Regions from separate parts of the Homo sapiens genome. Here region 2 is linked to region 1. A link is a loop called in an ENCODE intact Hi-C map of the cell type or tissue named here. Cell type or tissue: gastrocnemius medialis. All regions are shown on one strand. Each heading gives the region's core, and the rest is flanking DNA. Links, peaks and the distances in the headings are about the cores only.

The links. Peaks named below come from ENCODE experiments on the same cell type or tissue, not always from the same donor. Only the 100,000 strongest peaks of a DNase experiment are listed, where the experiment ranks them.
Region 2: a loop joins it to region 1, with 2.4 times the contacts of the local background. A loop is called at or near these places in 1 of 110 quality-filtered maps.

What each region holds. Positions count from the first base shown.
Region 1 is chrX:86,043,736-86,051,741 of GRCh38, forward strand. It overlaps CHM (CHM Rab escort protein), which reads right to left and starts at 3,823. Exons shown (of 15, transcript NM_000390.4): 1 at 3,749-3,823. The coding sequence starts at 3,797. In gastrocnemius medialis, for the core only: no CTCF peak of the experiment used is centred there; a DNase peak (open chromatin) is centred at 3,806; H3K4me3 peaks cover 2,204 bases; H3K27ac peaks cover 1,580 bases.
Region 2 is chrX:85,902,785-85,906,784 of GRCh38, forward strand. The region is part of intron 9 of CHM (CHM Rab escort protein); the gene reads right to left. MIR361 (microRNA 361) reads right to left here and starts at 923; the gene lies at 852-923. In gastrocnemius medialis, for the core only: no CTCF peak of the experiment used is centred there; no DNase peak of the experiment used is centred there; H3K27ac peaks cover 2,463 bases.

The DNA.
Region 1 (8,006 bases), core at 1,949-5,948:
TTTTTTTTTTTTGAGACAGTCTCACTCTGTTTCTCTGACTAGAGTGCAGTGGTGCCATCTAAGCTCACTGCAACCTCCGCCTTCCAGGATCAAGGGATGCCTGTGCCTTAGCCTATAGAGTAATGGGGATTACAGGCCCGTGCCACCATGCTTGGCTAACAATAAAACTCTTAAATCAAAAGAATATATGTGTTTATCCTATGCAGTAGAAAAATTAAGCTAACCTACTCTGCAGCCCATCTTAGGGGAAGAACTCCAAAAGATGTGAGCAGTGTGCTTTTAAAAAGAAAAAATGCAGGCTGAATGTCTACATGGTCTTCAAAAAGAAAGAAGGATGCAATGAAAAGCCTACATTGTCTTAAGAACAGCTTTGGGGATATGACTGTTAGGAAGGCCAGAACGTTCCTGAGAATAGGCAATACAGTAAACTTCACAAGGGAAGGGACTAGGTTCTCAGTAAATGTGGGTTGAATGACCTGAAAAATGAGTATTTGTCACTACACTAAATGTTATCAGGCCTTTGTGATGTTTGATGTAAGTTTGCATTTTAGGTGTTTTTCTCTTCCCTTTCCTATACAAACTGTCATTTGTATGTCTAATAGCAACCCCACCAAACATAGTCTTTGCAGAAGTTGATAACATTCCTTGTATCTTCTAAGGGGGTGGTTCTAATATGCTGAGCTTGCTAGAATTATTTTTAAAATGAGGATGAATATGTTCTAAGTGATGATCTCAGGGATTCCCCTATGTATGAAGCATGTCAATATTATCATATAGATCTTATAACTTCCATCTTGACTGCTCTTCTGTTGAGTTCTTGGCTCTGCTGTGCTGCAGATTACACAGGCTTCCAGATAAGTCACCTCCAGTGAGATGTAATGTTACTGGGACGACTTTTAACGTTCAACCAATGGTACTTGTCTATAATCCACAAAACTGTCATTTAAATGACTTTTTAAATGGCAAAATACCCTGAAAATGACAATTCTGTACCCAAGCTGAAGAGCACCTTCTAGACCCTTACCACATATATCTATTTTTATCCTCTCCCTTGAGACTCCAGTTGGCCCTCCTTCTTTATTCCATTTTCTTCTATTTTTTCCGCAATTCCACTTTAGCTTACTCTTCTGTCTTTGGATGTTCAAGAGATATTTACTGTATTTTCTAATCAGAAGGAAATGGGCTTAACTAAGAAAATACAAAGTTTATTTTTTTCCATAATCTCTCGAAAATATGATCTTAAGGAACAATTTCCATCTTGCATTACAGAAAATGATAATGCAAGTTAATCAAGGTGAAAGGGATTATAAAATATTATCTTCCATGATTATACTTGATGAAGCAATTGTTCCTTTATGACATTTTAACTAGGACTAAATCTGCTAAAAAGTATATCTAATAGCCTATTTCTTCATGTTTCTGATGCATGCATTATTGCTTCTACTTTTATTAATACAACTGAATCTATGAAACACTGCTTTTTCTATGATTTGCTCAATGTAATACATTTAATAAAGCAAACATTTTAAAGGCTACTTTCAGCAAACTATTTCACAAGAGAAATATCCCAAGCACACTAAAAAATAAATCAAATTAAATCATGATTGGAATTGTTGGAATCATTTATTTGGGGAATGACTCTTTTATTCAATTTTTACACTTTTGATGTACCTAAAAGCAAAATTACATATCATAAATTTAAGCAATGTGCTTGATAAAACCTAGAATGTGTCACCAATAAACAATATGAAAAATTTAAGTTTTAAGATTAACTTCAAATAAGTTCTTCCCAAACACTGAAAAATAACATTGCACTCACTGGGATAAGTATAAAATGAGTATTTTTCCAAATATAAGCGATGTCACCTGATGCAATTCTCTGGCTCACTCACTGTAACTTCCTACCTCTACCATAACAGACTCCATCAGGATGGATGTCTTCCAATTCTGAACTGTACAGAAGGCAAAATATTTATGAAAAACATTAGCATCATTCATAAGAATTAACATTCATCAATTAAAATTTGAACCCAGACCTGAAAAAAAAAATTGTTGATTAAAAAAATTGTTAAAAACACCTCAAGTTCCTACACAAAAAAAGCAAGATTATAAAACTCAAGTATGGTATAACAACTATTCCAAAATGGATGCTGTTCTCAGTTTTAGTATAGACTTAAAAGAAAAAATGAATAGTCCATTGGCTCTTTCCAGCTCTCATCCAACATCTGTTCATAGCAGCTACAACCAGGTTATTTGCAGCCATGCAGTTATTTTCAGGCTAAGAATAAACCTGTCCATGCTGTTCTGAGAACTGTTACCCAGGCATTTTTTGTTAGACAACATAAAGACCATCTATTTTACCTTCCTTATATTCAAAAACAAGGAAACTGAGGCTCAGAGAGATTTAGTGCCTGGCCCTCCCAATTCAAGCAATTCATACTAGCACTAAGCAAGACCTAAAACCAAGTTTTCTCAATTGTTTCTACGAATATGGGTCAACTCTGAGGATCAGAACCACTGACTGTTTTCCTGGGATGGAATGGGCCTTTGGAAATTTACCAGCTGTGTGATCCTGAGCAAATTACAACTTTTCCAAGTCCCCTTTTCCTCTTCTACAAAATGCAGAGAGTACCTACTACTCTAACAAGGTTGTGAGGATTATGTTCGGCTTGTAAAGTGCTTAGCACAGTGATTAGGAAATTTTAAGCATTCGAAAACAGGTAGCTATTATTTTTACTCCCAACCTGAAAACATGGCTGCTCCTAATCATGGCTGTATGAGAAGACAACGAACTGAATTCATTAACACAATGGACAGGGTCCCATCCACCAGAGCTTCTCTGGCCTACCACATTCTACAAACAGTAAAAAACCCCATCAAACAACCTATTTCATTCCATCTAAAATGATCATCCCTTACACTATTAAAAAAAATTGAAATTGCTGCCATATGTGTTCTGCTACGTGTTGTACACTGAATATGTCAACTAGAAACTGCAGAGGAGTTTCTGGTTCCACCCAAAACATGAAGAACAAACGACGGGAAAACAAGAGTTAGATAAGGTCACACACCTGAACTGGAACTCAGGACCTTATTCTCAGCACATTTAGTTATTGATGGTAGAAAGCAAGATGCTTTAAGCACCATAAAGCAGGAATAATGGCTACCTCAACAAAATAAAATTCCCTAGGTTTCTCAACAAAATAGAATCCGTTTACTTTCCCTAGTAAATTCATACGCACATGGGCAATAATTGAGCATCTTTCTTGTAAAACTGAGGATTAAGCTGTGTCTGAGCTGCGATGTATGCTAAGATCATACAAATCTATGAAAAAGTCCTATGAAATGGCGAGACAAAATGATGGGGAATATCACCTTGAAATCAATAAGGAAGGAATCATAATGTCTTGCCAAAGTCGTCTCCGTTGATAAAATCCCGACCCTCCATTTCATGACACTGCACATCCACTTCCCTCTAAGGAAATTAACAGGAATCACCGCAGCAACCAACCTCAGCAATCAGCATCGACCAGATCAACCCCTACTCAAATGGCGATAAGCACTGCGGGTCCCAGCCCCTCCCTGTAACTGCCAACTCCCGCGCTGACTCCGGACTACCTCACTTCCTTTCAGTTCTCCCTCCCACTCTCGACCCACGATGTTTGTCCCAAAACTCGCCACTGACAGAAAAAACAGAAACAAGACAGTCTTCCTAAACTTTGTCCAGGAAGCACCAGGCTACACATACCCGTCCCTATTACGATCACATCAAACTCCGAAGGGAGAGTATCCGCCATCTTGACGGGAAACGTGTCATGTGACTATTACTTGTGGAAATGAGATCAAGTTAGGCATTCCCTCCGTGGAAGGCGGAAAAGAAAACAGTGCATTCTGGGTGTTGTAGTTCTTGGGTGGAAGGTCCAGGCAGGCGACTACAGTATTATATTTAAAATGTTTACACGTAAGTTAAAAGCTCGACTCATTTTCCAGGCTGAATGCTGTAGCTCATTTAGCCTGGAGGGTTGAAGTAGGAAAGAAATGTAGATTTTTATTCCGTTAGCTAGGATGAATGTGGGAGACTTGGATACCCCTTGACAATACTGAAGCAAAATTGTTAGGAGACACGGAGAGCGGAGTGAAATTGAAGGCGGTTTGCTCTGTGAACAAAGGAGACTTTCATTCCAGCCTAAAAAACTGTTTCCCGCCATCGTTTCTGTACTTTCGTGTTGGCCCTCGAGGCATGGTTTTTCACACCAATACTTTCAGAATATATTCCATATCTTTTTCGTTTCCATGTCTCCTCGATGAAAACCCACAAAAAACCTCTCACCCTAGTTTCGCCAGAATGGAACTCCCACCGCGTCCGTATTTGTTCCAGTTAGTCCAGACAGCCACTCGGGCAATAAATTAGCCTTGCTTTACAGGAGGGAAAAAATATATGAAAGCATGGTTGCGCTGGATAAGCGTCTGTTGAGTCTGAATTCGATTTTCCGCACCAACTAGATAAGTTCATGTAAGATTCTCCTTAGTTTACATTTAGTTTCCAATCTATTAGTTTCCATAAGCTACCGTAGAAATAATTAAGGTAAAATGGTCTTTATATTAAAGTGATTGTATCTGATGAGGGGCTTTAGGTCGTCTATGTCTAACAGCTAACATAGCTCTCATAAGTATCTTCAAGGTCTGTCGCCTCCCACCGCTTCCCTCCAACCGCCCCCCACCCTGCCCCCGATTATTTAATACTCCGCTGTCTGACAACACCAAAGCAAAAGGGGAAGGATGCTGGGAATGAAGGAGGATACTTTTTTGACGACAGAAATTTCTTGTGTAGTTATTTTACAAGAGTTTCAAAATAAATCAAAGATAATGTGCAGTAGTGGGCCTTCCCTGACACCACCTATCCGCTAAGATGCTTGTGGTTCCCCAGACATTGTTTTCTTTCCAGTCTCTGACCACGCTCATGCTGTTCTTTCAGCATGGAATGATCTTCCCATTCTCTAGCTAACAGTTATTCCCAGGATGTCGCTGGGCTTCCACCTCCTCCTCCTTTCGTCTCCGTGTGTGGGCTGTTTCCCTACATGGTGCTAGACTTTGTCTTAACCCGCCATACTGCATTTATGACGATTCCTATAGAGTACACATATCCCCATATATCCACACAAAAATACACACCCAGACATGCAATACCATAATTATAAACCCCTGTACAGCATGACAGACACCAAGTCTCATTTATCTTTTTCACTCCTGCACCTAACCTAAGCCCGGTGCATAGTAGGAATTTAATAAATGTTTGCTAAACCAAACTTGATTTTGACTCCCCTAATAGATGGATGAGACGAGTCCCTGTCCTCATAGTGCTTACCATCTTTGCCTTTATATCTGCCCACCACTATCATGTGTCTTATATTTAGAAGATGTTCAGTGTCCATTAATTGTAAATATTTACATGAAAATGCTTTAAAATGTATTTTGATACGCTTTTTACTGCATTTCTCTTGCATTTTACCATAATCATTAGCAACATTGTACATGTTTCATTACTTTCTTTTATAGATCATCCAGTTGTATTACACAACTCTCTTAAGATATGGTCTTTGATTAGTATTTTCTGTAAAACAGATTCCCCTGAGAAGTATAATGTACTGTTCAGTAAACCACTTTGTCATTTGCCTTGGTATGTAAAGCAAGTTTTTAGTATTATCAGAAGTGAAACAGATATTATTTGTGAGACTCTTGATAAGACAGTAGAAAATGGAAACAAATGGATTTCTCAGAGTAAACACAGAAAACTTTCCAAAATCTTCTCTAATAATGAGAAGCCACAGATGGATGGTTAAAAACCTGATAAATAAAAGTATTTCTACCATACTTTGGATATATATTTATATACATTTGTTCATGTATACGAGATATATAAACTACATACATATACTTTTCAATATGAGTATCACTGACCTTCTAGGGATTCAGAAATTTTCTGACAATCACACCATGAAGATGCAATTCATTAATTTGTTTATTCCTCAAATATTCATTCAGCACCTACTATGTGCAAGACACTATTTTGGATGCTGAGATTAGAGCAATGAACAAAACAGACAACAACCCCTGTCTTCATGAAGTTTACATTTAGTAGGGTAAAACAAAATAAACAAGTAATTACTCTGTAGCATAGATTTTCCAATCTGTGCTGCCCTTAGTTTGAAACCTTCTTTTTTTCCCCTAAGGATAGAAAGCACAATCCTCAGAAGGATAATATTACCAACTTATATTTTGCTGTTCTTTCTCTAAAGTTATTATGGGACTTATTCATGCCCTTTTCTGGGCATGGAAAAGATTACTACATTAGGAAAATTTCAATCTTGTGCATGGAGAAAATGCTCCAAATACCTTTTATTTCAAATGTATTTTTGTAGACTTTATGCAAAGTAAAGATGAATATAGGAGTTAATAATTGCAGTAAAAAAAGCGTAAAGCAAAACAGCTGAATTGCATCTATTCTGTTATTCTAAGGACATCTTTTTTTTTTTTTTTTTTTTTTTTTGAGACGGAGTCTCTCTCTGTCGCCCAGGCTGGAGTGCAGTGGCGCCATCTCCGCTCACTGCAAGCTCCGCCTCCCGGGTTCACGCCATTCTCCTGCCTCAGCCTCCCGAGTTGCGGGGACTACAGGCGCCCGCCACCACACACGGCTAATTTTTTGTATTTTTAGTAGAGACGGGGTTTCACCATGTTAGCCAAGATGGTCTCCATCTCCTGACCTCGTGATCCGCCCGCCTTGACCTCCCAAAGTGCTGGGATTACAGGCGTGAGCCACCCCACTGGGCCAAAGACTATGTACATTGGAGATAGTCATCTTGCATAATATGTCTCAGAGATTCTCTGAATTTCTTGAATTTGCATGTCGACCTCTCTTGCAAGGTTGGGGAATTTTTCATGTATTATATCCTGAAATATGTTTTTCAACTTGCTTACTGTCACTTCTTTTCTCTCAGGAATGCCAATGAGTTGTAGGTTTGATCATTTTACATAATCCCATATCTCTCCGAGGCTTCATTCATTTTTTGAAACTCCTTTTTCTTTTTCTTTGTCTGTGTAGGTTGATTAGAATAACCAGTCTTCAAGCACCAAAATTCTTTCCTCTGCTTTGTCTAGTCTGTTGTTAAGGCATTCAACTGTATTTTGAAATTCCTATAGTGAATTTTCCAATTTCAGAAGTTCAGTTTGGTTATTTATTAATATGACTGCTTCATCTGTCAAGTCTTGGATCGTTTTTCTGGCTTCCTTGGATTGAATTTCAAGGATGCTTACTGAGCATCCTTGACATCCAGTTTCTGAATTCTTTGTCTCATTTCAGACATTTCAATTGAAAAGAGATTCTTAGAAAATAGTTGTGTTTGTATGAATGTGTATCTCTTAACACTATGAAAAATAAGCAATAATAATTCAGGAAGTAGATTATTACATCTTATTATAAGTTCCAGACTTATAAAGAATTTTTTTCAATTCAGAACTAGTATTAAAGCTAATTTTGAATTAAAAAATGTGTCTCCAAGCCTGTAGTTGTAGTGGTGGTAAAAATTTACCAGTACCAATACTCTGGACAATAAAACAGAGCTAAAAGTAAAGAAAGTCCAGTCTACTGGAGAATATCCTCAAATTACATGAACTAGTGCTGTTGTGAGTATACAACCCCCTTGAGGAGTTTCACAATATATCCAGATGAAGTTAACTTAAAGTTTTCCATTTCAAATGTGTATAAATACTATTCTATCATACCATTTTTGTTTATAAAATTGAGGTCTTTGAGTTCATGTTCAATTCCATCTTTAAAAGATAATCAATGTCATGACAGCAATTATTTCCATATATTAGAAATATTTTTTAAGTGTTAGTTTTAGTAACAAAATGATTATTTGTACTAACTATTGTATTTGTCAGCTTCTTCAATACAGAAATATTCAGAACACATTTACATTTTTCATAGTCCCTGCAAAACAAAACAA
Region 2 (4,000 bases), core at 1-4,000, 140 kb before region 1:
GAAATCTGCTGTCATTAAACATCAATCTCTATTTGTCCTGTAAGCACTGACAAATCTTTTTCTTACCTTTAATTCAGAGACTATGTAAAGTCAAGAGGAAATAACTGGGCAGAAAAAAGGGGTTGTTAAATTTCTATATCTTGATAGGGGCTTAGGTTATACAGATTTATCATTTGTTAAAACTCAGTTAAGAAGCACTTAAGATTTGGACCCTTCACTGTATATAAATTTACATCAAAAGAAAAACACTTAACAAATATTGAGCTCCAGGTAATAATATGCAAGCTGGAAGTATTTAGGGGAAATTTTACTGACATCTGCAATTCACAGTCAAATGCATTAAAAAGATGACTCGATACATGGATAGAGGGGTTAATATTTGGGTAGACGTGTGACTGAACAAGTTTATTAAAATGTTATAGAATCCAGGAGGTGGATATACAGGTGTTCTCTTGAAATTCCTTCCATGTCAGTATAAGTTTGAAAATGTTCATCATAAAATGTTAAAATAAAACTGGGGGAGGGGGTCAGTGTTAATATAAATCTCAGACCTGAGTGTAAGTCTTTAAAAAGGGTTCCCATTTAAACTGTATTATTAAACCTGGCCCTCAAGCTTTGTAGGCTTCTAAACATGAACGAGGTTGTTTTGGTGGTAGCCATACCTTTGGTGACAGACATTTGTTTCAAAAGTTATGATATTAGAAAGAACTAATGGAGATCACTCAAAAGGCAAGTATGGGGGTTTGGGAGTTAGGGAGCTCAACCATACCAGGAGAAGATACTAATACATGTGCCTATTTATGCTGATGCTTCTAAAGAAACGGTGATTCTCAGAGCAGGAGGAGGAAAAGGAAGCAAATCAGAATCACACCTGGGGGACTTTTTGAAATTATAAAGTACCCCTGGAGATTCTGATAAGCTCCCAAATCCCAGGAAAAAAATCACTGTCAAGCGTGCCACTGCTACTGTTGTATCTCTTATGTTGTGCTAGGTGGAGAAAAATCAAGGGCTATTGGTACAGATAAAATATTTGTTTCTGCAGAAATTGAGGTGATGGTCACATATGCCCAAGTCTCAGTCTGGTAGATGATAATAACATGACTCACCTGATAATATCACGCTGAAGTACTAAGACTCTAGGCTTAAGCAAAACTGCTCAAATCAAGACATGTTTAAGCAAGTGATAAGATATGTTTTCCTCTCAGACATTTAACTTACTGTCATATATTCAGCATAATTGGGAAAACAATGAATAAAAAAACATTGATTTTAGATCTAAATTTAGTCTTTGTATTATAAAGATTCATATAAAAAATTAGATGACATTTAATTAACAGAAAGCAGCAAAATAAACAGTGCTGCCAGAGTCATGAAAATACCCCTCCCACATAAACCTGAGGAAGGCAGGAAAGATTAAACCACGTAAGATTTAGTTGAGGGCCTTGCTGAGCCTCATAAATAGTAACTTGAGGAGGAACGTAACAGGTGTCTCCAGTTACAGGGACACAATGACCAAGCTGACCATACAAAACACTCAAGCCAGACAGAACATTTCTAGAGCTAAGCTTTCTAAATCAACAAATCACAAGTTATTCAGTTATTGGTTCAACGATATAAGTGTGTAGATAGCAAAATGATGATGAGGAAGAAAATAGTAAGATGAAAACTCAAAATCTGGAATTTGGCCCAGAAGAGGAAAAATAACACTAAAACAAGTATTCAATCTCTGTGATCTTCAGAATGAATATACCAACTAATTTTATGATAAAGAAAGCAGAAATCACATATGGAATAATTTAAAGGAAAATGTACTAAGGAAATTAGAAGATTCTCAATCACTGAAGAAAACAAAATAATTTTCCCTAGTCACTATGCCCTTCTGAGCTTTCTCAAACACATTAGTTCAAATGCTACCTCATCCATAAAACCATTTCAAATGCTTCCCACTCATTTTTCTTGGGTGAAAAACACTCTACTAGTTCTAAACACCATTAGCAGGCAAATAACTTCAAATCTATAGTTTTAGGCTCTGACTTCTGTTAAGTTCTGTATCCATATTTGTAATTGTCTATTATCTACTACTTTCTGGATAGACTCCAAGCTCCCTTTTAATAAATACTTAATTGAAAAACAAAAATTGTATATAGTCAATGTGTATAATGTAATGACTTGATATACACTGTGTAATGATTACCACAAATGAATTAACACATCTATTGCCACCCATCATTACCATCTGTGGGTGTCATGAGGAACTTAATACCTGCTCTTACCAAATCTCAAGGAAATAATATAGTATTATTAGCCAAGCATTTTTTAAAACTAGCATGCTGCAAACTGAGTTTATCATGGCTCCTCACCTGCTCCCACTCCCTTGGAATCCCTATGTCAGGCAATGGCATAATCAGCAGTTTTCCTACCTCAAATCTCTTTTTATATCTAGTCTGCTATAACATTTTGATTCCGCTTTATAAATACTTCCTGAAACTAGCCTCTTCTCTCCGTCTCCACTGATACTGCCTTAGACTCTTACAATGTCTAATATGATAATGACCTGCTAGCAAATTGGTAGTTCATTTGTTCAACATAAATGTATAGCATAACAACCATGTGCCAAGCACTGTTCTAAGAGGTAAGAATAAAAATGTTTTGCCCTAAAGGACAAGATTCAGACAGAGACAATTTTTGAAGATTCAGGCAGAGACAATTTTAAGACAATAGCAAAGTCCAGTGATAAAAGATAAGGATAGGGAATTACACAGTACTAGAAGAGGTACCTAACTCATCTTATGGTGGAGGGGTGGAGTATCAGGGAATGCTCTTTGGAGGAAGTGACACATTTGTTGCTTTTAAAGGATAACATACAGTTAAGCAAGCAAATAAGGATACAGTTATCTCAGGTAGAAGGGCAGAATTTGCGGGGTTACAAAGGCAAGTAAGAGAACAGCAGGTACAGAGACCCATGAACAGATCAGTATTATGTGACAATAAAATGAAAAGCAAGTAGGGAAGAGAGATGAGCCTAGACAGGGAGACAGAGGCCAGATTACAGAGTCTCACCCGTCATATGTCATGTAAAAAGGTCTTACACTTTATTCTGAGATTATATAAAGGCACTGAAGCTTTTTAAATAAGGAGGGGGCCAGATCTGCATACCGAACAGATCTCAATGTGCAATTATCTTATAAATTTAGTTGTTCTGTAATGTCCCCCAGTAGACTGTAAGTTCCTTAGAACAAAGACCCTGATTGTCTTATTCTCTGCTGTATCCCCAGTGCCTGGCAAAAAGAAAACAAATAATACTTGTTGCATGGATGGGTGAATGGATGGATGGTTAATGAAGTATTCCGTACTTTGTGAATAGTGTAGAGACAGGAAAAAAACGATACAGAATCTCTGATTTAGGAGGAAAAGAATCACTTTCCATCACAGTGCTTCTTCCAAATCATTGCCAGAATTACTAACTTAAAGTAGCAAATTTAATCTTGTTACCTCTGATTATAGTCCAAATTCCTTATTAGCATAGCACAGAAGAATCTTCACAATAGGTCTCCCCCACCACTGGATTCCAAGGTCTCCAATTATATTAATAGTTATTGTTAGCTAACATAGCTAGCACTTACAATGTGTAACAAATGGTTCTACAAGTTTTGTCTATTTAGTTAATACTTATAATAACCCTATGAAGTAGGTGTAGTCAATTGTCCAAGTTTCTAGATAAAGAAACTGGGTCACAGAGAGTTAAACAATTGCTCAAGTACACACAGCTAGTGACAAAGTCAGGATCCAAATCCAATCTATCTAACTTTAGAGCTGTACTCTTTACTGAAGTCTCCTTGTATACAAGGGCAAGGTCCATGTTTCATTCACTTCTTTATCCCCATAACAACTAGCACGGGGGTTGGCAGACGTTAAGTATCCAGAATATGACCACTACCATTTTGCAAGCAGGCCATGCTAAAATCAGTGCTTCAGCAATGACAAATGGTATTAACAGTCA